Linked DNA regions of Mus musculus: region 2 is linked to region 1. A link is a contact called in ENCODE Hi-C or POLR2A ChIA-PET data. All regions are on one chromosome and are shown on one strand. The core of a region is the stretch at or near the end of the contact, and the rest is flanking DNA. Distances in the headings are between cores, read along the strand shown. Region 1 has its middle 21 kb from the start of Gm41125. Region 2 has its middle 25 kb from the start of Galnt15.

Evidence for each region. Hi-C counts contacts between places; a loop is a spot of excess contacts on that map. ChIA-PET counts read pairs that join two places held with the same protein, here RNA polymerase II (POLR2A).
Region 2: a loop to region 1 is called in a map of heart, with 4 times the contacts of the local background. The contact joins two enhancer-like sites. A Hi-C loop is called at or near these places in 6 of 37 maps with a recorded cell type or tissue (CH12.LX, heart and left cerebral cortex). POLR2A ChIA-PET finds 5 or more read pairs at or near these places in 1 of 5 experiments (Patski).

The regions. Positions count from the first base shown.
Region 1 is chr14:31,962,367-31,965,820 of GRCm38, forward strand. No RefSeq gene overlaps it. Among named protein-coding and RNA genes, the nearest start is that of Gm41125, 21 kb to the left of the region's middle. Within about 2 kb of position 1,792, at least 1 of the 3 ENCODE cell types and tissues checked has a DNase peak (open chromatin) inside an H3K27ac peak, as active enhancers do.
Region 2 is chr14:32,002,276-32,005,729 of GRCm38, forward strand. No RefSeq gene overlaps it. Among named protein-coding and RNA genes, the nearest start is that of Galnt15, 25 kb to the right of the region's middle. Within about 2 kb of position 1,812, at least 2 of the 3 ENCODE cell types and tissues checked have a DNase peak (open chromatin) inside an H3K27ac peak, as active enhancers do.

The DNA.
Region 1 (3,454 bases), core at 542-3,041:
TTTTTAATAATCAAAGTATTGTGAATTATTGATCCCACAGGCTCTGTCCAGATGTTCTGCTATCTACAGTTCCTGTGTGTATTTATTTGTATGTTCTAATCTAGACTTGATCTTTGGCCAGTGGGATATAGAACAATTGACGAGATGGCTGAGAGGAGCCTAGATCTTAAAGGGATAAAGCTGGTTCTACTCGCTCCTCTTGTCCCTCCTCCATCATGAGACGAGCTTAATCTAAATAGCTGCTGCCCTCTACCTATAATAAACACACATGTTTGCCACATGTCTGTGAAGAGCTAAGCTGGATTCTTAGCTTAAAGCAGAGACCCAGTTGATGTCAACCTGTGCTCATAGTCAAAACAAAAATGACTGTAGTTTAAGTTACTGGATTTCCGTTTGGCTCATCACACCGCAATAACCTGCTGGTACCAAACCACCCTGTTGGTGTAGAGCAGCATCTTGACCCATATCATTTTTATTCTTTTCTCTTTGCTCAGGTAGCTTCTCTGTGTACTGATTGGGTGTCTGTGTAGCCGTGGTGAAAAGTCCAGTTTGTAAGTCACCCATGTGGTGGACCCTGAAACGAAGGGAGACAGATTAGAGTTGAAGGTTGGTACTCGTGGGTTTTAGTTTGTTTTTTGAGTTCACATCTTCCTAGGTTCCTTGTTCTTCCCTCCTTCTTGCCCAGCACAGGTGCTACTAAACACAGAGGTGACAGCCTTGTACACACAGCTTCATCATCTCCCCTTGTTTCTCAGTAAATTCAATTTTCTGCATTACTCATTACAGTAATGCTTCCCTGACCAAGCCCGCTCTGAAAGCTGTCTCCCCGAGACGTCCCTGCAGGTGTGTTTACTGTTGTCAAACACTGGAAAACAAGGCAGTGGAAACTGTTCCAAGTGCAGAATCCTTTGTCAAACTTCACAGTAACGACAGCTGAAGCATTGTGACTCTGAGCCACCACCCTTCCCCACCCCCACGATCTTCTCAGAACTTCTTTGTGGGAGGGTCTTAGCCAACAGAGAGTGAGTATTGAATGATGAAGTCATCACAGGGGGAAAAAAAATCAATTCGGGGCTTTGGAGTACCAATGGGTGGGGTTAACCACAGATTTGTCATAGGATTTTAAATTCAAAGCAGCAGGAGTTCCCTAAAAGGAAAAGAGAAAAATAACTTTATTTACTGCAATATTACTATTTTCATAGTTTCTCAGAACAGGTTGTACAGACCAATACAAATGTTACGAAGCTGGAGTCCGATGGAACACAGAATCATAACAAGTGGATGTTATGCTCAGAACTCAGAACCAGGGTGGCCCAGCCCCCTGTGAGGTGGCCTCAGAGCTCCATGGGATAAACAATCGCAGCCACGACCTGGGAGTTGAGGAAGTGACTCATTTTCAGGAATGAGCCCCTTTAGAGGCTGACAGACATTCCTTTTATTTTCCCCTTGTGACTTGGCCTCTGGGAGATGCTGCTGCAGCCAGTGCGCTGGTACTCCAGCGTTTACTGGGAAGGCACTGGCCTCTCTCACCCCATGTTGTCTGGTCTTTCTGCTCTTGGCATCTCACTGTCCTTAAGGGTAGCCATGCTCTAAAATCAATGAACTTCTTGATATGTGGGTGAGACTTAAGAGATCTCCTCTTGTAAGAAGGAGCCATTGTTAGGGACTTTGGGGTTGAAATGCTTTGTCTGAGTTTCTCCACAGAGGCACTGAACCTCAAACACAATTGAGTTCCTGGGTGGAGGTGGAGGCAGGTCAGTAGGAGATGTCTGCAGCCTGCAAGTGATGGCTGCGGCCAGGGTCACAGCTGGGGAGGGCTGGAAGTTTGCAGGAGAACCAAGACAAGAGACAGAGCAGAGCTGACAGGTCTGAGGGAGTGTCTCCAGAGGTTCTGACCGGTGCATCATCACCCTCTTCCTCCTCCTAAGTGTGTCTCATCACCAGGGTTCTTGGGATGTGTTACCAGGGAAAGCAGGCCCCTGGGTACAGGGTACAGAGACAAGAGTGTTCACAGATGCAGTATTCCTAACAGCTCTGATCATAACATCAAGCTAACAACTTTAACTGCAGAATGGACTGGAAAGTGGTGGTGTATTATTTATAAACCAATTGAGGCTGAATTCTATAGTGCTATATATGCTTTCTAGGTTCACCAACTGGGCAACTTAAGCCAGATTTTTCAGATACAGGGTTTCTCTGTGTGGCCCTGGCTGTCCTGGAACTCACTCTGCAGACCACGCTGGCCTTGAACTCAGAGATCTACCTGCCTAGGTCTCCTGAATTTTGAGATTAAAGGCATTCACCACCACTGCCTGACACAACCAAAAGAAAATTTTAATTAAAAAAAAATATTTTTTTTCCAAAACACCATTTCTAGCCCATGTTGGTTCCAACTCTCTGTGAATAGTCGGATGACACTGAACTTCTGGTCTTCTAGCTCCTACTTCCAAAACTTCTGGAATTCCAGGCATGTGCCACCACCCCTGCTTCACGAGGTACTGGCCACAGGGCTTTGCACATGCTAGATACTGTTCCATCTGAGTTACATCTCCAACCTAAAAATTCTTGCTATCAAATTCAGGAGCTAGAAGACGGAAATTGAGGATCAGCAGGGTTGGTTCCTGTTGGGGCCTCTGAGGAGCATTTGTTCCCTGCCTTGCCCCTTCCAGCAGCAGCTGGCAATTGCTGGGTTGGCATCCTGTCTGGTAGCTATGTCACTGGTATCCTCACATCCGGCCCACGAGGCCTTCTCCCTCCTGTCCATGTTCACACAGCCTTTACATGAGGGCATGGTCATGAGAATTAGGACTCCTCCACATCCCCATACTAACTCATACTAACTTAACTGACCCTGTTTTCAAATCAAGTAACAGTCTGAACATGAACCTGGGGGTAAACTAGTCAACCCAGTGCAATACTATATAGCTGTTAAAGTGATAAGCCACAGTATATGCACCAAAGACAGTAGTGAAAGAAGGCACAAAAGCCCATGGAATGTGATGTGACATTACCAAGTTCAAAGTCAGGAGAACTGAGCTGTGGCATTTGGGAACATATGCTTGGCTGACTGTTGAAATTAATATTATAAAATCCCAGTGGTGGGTTCTGCTACCCGCCTCAATGGTTTATGTTCCCAAATTAAAGGCAAACATATAGTCTTTATATTTCAATATGCTTTAAACATCACAATAGTTGGGCCACTGCCTAACCTTCATGCAGTTAATCCCGAGTTATTACTTACTAATTCTATGTTCTATTTTGGCTGTCTTGGACCCAGTTGGGCAGCCCTCTGGGCTGCACTCTCCTGGCTTCTTCCCATGACAAATGGATACAGGATAGTCAATTGCTAAGCTCTGCCAATACAGGGTAAGCTAGTTCTTTATAATTCCTGCTTCAATTAAGATCTGTCAGATGGTTCTGGGCCAGAAGGCTGAAGACAGAGGCTCCAATATTA
Region 2 (3,454 bases), core at 562-3,061, 40 kb after region 1:
TTTAACACTGTTGAAATTTTACAACCAAAATCCCCCAAATAAATCACACACAATAGAGGACTTCCTGGAGCAGGTTCGAGGCTGACTGAGTCTGATCAACACTTACTCAACTTCTCACGCACCCATTAGATCCCGGGGAATAGAGTTTGAAAGCCAGGAGTATTGCTTATTTTCCCAATCTGGAAATGTCACACTCTGGATACTTACGAGCAACTTCGTGTTTTCACTAAAACCACAGGGAAGGCCGCTTCTCCAGACAGTTGCTGAAGCGTCTTGGTTACAGAGAGCTAAGCTAGACTCTATAATGGAAACTGTGACCTTCAACTCTCAGGACTACAGTTGACCTGTGTAGTGGTGATTGCTTAAGTGAGAGTGTCCCCCAGTAGGAGCAGATGGAGCTGGCTAAGCTTCTGGAGGTCCCTGGAGTCCCGGACAAAAAGGAATTAACACTGTACAGTCCCCACCGCCCCCACCGCCCCCACCTTCCCAGCTCATGGTTGCCCTGTGGCTCTGGCTTAAGCTCACATGACCGTGGGCATATATAGTTCTGAGCACACAGTCCCTCATATTTGGGAGCCTTGGCTCCTTCACCAATCTGAAATCACTCACCTGAATCCTAAACGGTGCATAAAAGGCCTCTATGACGTTGGTTGCATTGGAAGATGGACAGTGTAGCCTAGGGTAGACGGGGAGGCCAGAAGCTGGTATTAACTGAGATTCAGTGAGGCTCAAAACTGGGGGGTGGGGGTGGGGGAAGCAAGCAGGAAACCCAAACATCTGACATCCAAATCATCCGCCTGTGACAGAACAGCTTCCAACTAATTAAACACAGAAAGCCCTCTTTTAGCAAAGATAATCCTACTGAATCAACTGGCGCGATTTTTTTCCAGCCAGCTTCTGTCTCTTGGAGCTTCAGTTAAAAGCTGCTTAGCAGATGGTACATTCTGAGTCACAAAGTTGGTCTCTCTGGCAACCATATGTGCTTCTGGTTTTGGGGGGATTCTGGCCACACGGTCAGGGAAGAAAGCCCTTTCTGGGTGCCCAGTGGTGTGCGCTCGTCCACTGGAGAACACAGGCCACGTGCATCTCACATCGCGTATGGGGTCAGCTGGACAGGATCTCTGCTCATTCAGAAATCTGGGGCCCTGGAAGGAATAGCAGGCCTTAAGGAGCTCGGCCTCTGGAATGGAAGAACACGGAAGAGATACACGGAGTCAGGGGAGGATGGCCGAGCCACTTGTCTGTACTCTGGGTACCTAAAGGGTCTTCTGAACCTTTTCTTGCATTCAAGGAACTACTTGAGGAATGTTTACCAAAGATTTGACAAACTGGCCGGGTGTGGCCAGGGGGAAGGGTTGGAAAAGTCACTGTCTCCTGCCTCTTAACCAGATGTGCACACACACACACACACACACACACATACATATGTATATGCACATACATACGTATATATTACAATTTTATCCCTTTCTCTTCAAGACTCCCATTAGTGCTGAAGTCACAGCTCTCAGATAGCCCCAAAGCCAGAAACTGTTTGGAGGCAGCAAGGGTGATTTTTACTCAAGACTGGCCCTTTTATGGCATGTCTTCTACAAGTCAGAAATATCTTTCCCAAGGATCTAGGAAATCCTTGGGAAAGGATTTTTGGTTAGCTCTACCAAAACCCAAGGCAGGAGGGGATAGCCTCAGTTAGCTCTACCATAACCCAGGGGCAGGAGGGGTGTGCGCCAGCAAGCTGCGCTGGGTGAGCTAAAGCAAAGGCTCCGAAGGGTGTGCGTTTGGGGGTGGGGGTGATGGTGACAGCTGATGTCACCGGGGCTCTCACACTTGCCAACTGAAGCTCACTAAAGATAGGTTCCCACTCCTCCACAGAGCCTAGGAGACAGGGGCAGAAGCCCCATCTGTCTTGATGTTTACAGTGTTCCTGGATCCTTGGGAAAGATATTTCTGACTTGTAGAAGACATGCCATAAAGGGTCAGAGAAATGATTCACAATGATAAAGTATTTTGTTTGTTGAGTAAGCACTTCAAGGCGAGGGGGGTGGTCACAGAGACTGGTGGATTTTAGGACAAAGTAAATTCTTTCAACATCACTGAGCTTTATGGGCAGGGGCTCAAGAGGCCTGGGGTTGTCCTCATAGGGATATGGCCCCAAGCTGCTAAAAACTGTTGGAAGTTTTCGGCTCTTAGTGGCCAGCAGGAGAACTGATGTAAAGGCAGAGAGGCTACAGCTGTATGGGCCAAGACCAGGGCCTGGCTGAGGACAGGGTTCAGAGAAGCCAGACATAATTTTACCCAAGGCCAGAGTGCCATTCCTCACCGTGTGTGTCTGTGTCTGTGTGTGTGTCTCTGTCTGTGTGTGTGTCTCTGTGTCTGTATGTGTCTGTGTGTGTGTGTTTGTGTCTGTGTGCATGTATGTATGTGTCTGTGTATGTCTGTATCTGTTTGTCTCTGTGTCTGTGCATGTGTGTCTGTATGTGTCTGTGTCTGTGTGCATGTGTGTCTGTATGTATCTGTATGTGTCTGTGTGTATGCTGTATGTGTGTATGTCTGTGTATATCTGTATCTGTGTGTCTGTGTGCCTATGTGCATGTATGTGTGTCTGTGTATGTCTGTCTGTGTCTCTGTGTCTGTGTGTGCTCACTAGGGATTGAACCTAGGGCCTTTTAGCCTTGCTGTCCTATCTCCCCAGCAACCTGTCCCACTTTTAACTTATATTTTGAGGCAGATCTCACTGCTGCCCCAGCTGGCCAGGATCACACTGTAGCACGGGAAGGTCTTGTACTTTAACCCCCTTGCCTTCACACCTGCACCACTGTGTCTGGCAGAGTATCTTTGTCAATGCTAATCAAACTTGACTGCCTTGTCTGTTGATGGAAATAGTTTTCTGTGTTTCTCAGGGCAGTTTAACCCTGTTCCTCCCTGTTATTTGCTGTTTGGAAGCTGGTCTATGTTCTATATAGACTCTTGTTATTCTTTAAATCAAGTTTCCCAAGCTAGATTTTAACTTATTCGGATAAAAGAACACACATTATATCCAGAAAAAAATAATCCTCCCTTGTACCTTCTAACTAGCCAGCCTGATCATCATCATTGGCCCCAAACTCCAGATTCCTTTCTGTTCTCAGTGATGCCACCGAACAGTCCCATGTTCCATTTCTCTAACCACCTCTGAGATTTTGTTTTTCTCCTTGAACTCTTTTTTTAACAAGAGAGCAAAATAAGGCTCACTGACTGACTCTTTCATTTTGTCTTAACACTCTGTCTCCCAAAAAAGTTCCCAAGGATTCATTCAGGTGCTCACATATTCACTGAGCACTAAGGTCCTGGTCGCTGTCACTGCCACCTTGACACAACCTGACGTCATCTGAGAGAAGAGACATCACTGAGCAAGTGTCTGAATTTGATTGGCCTGTGGGCACTTCAGTCGGTGACGATAGTCTAACTTATTAAT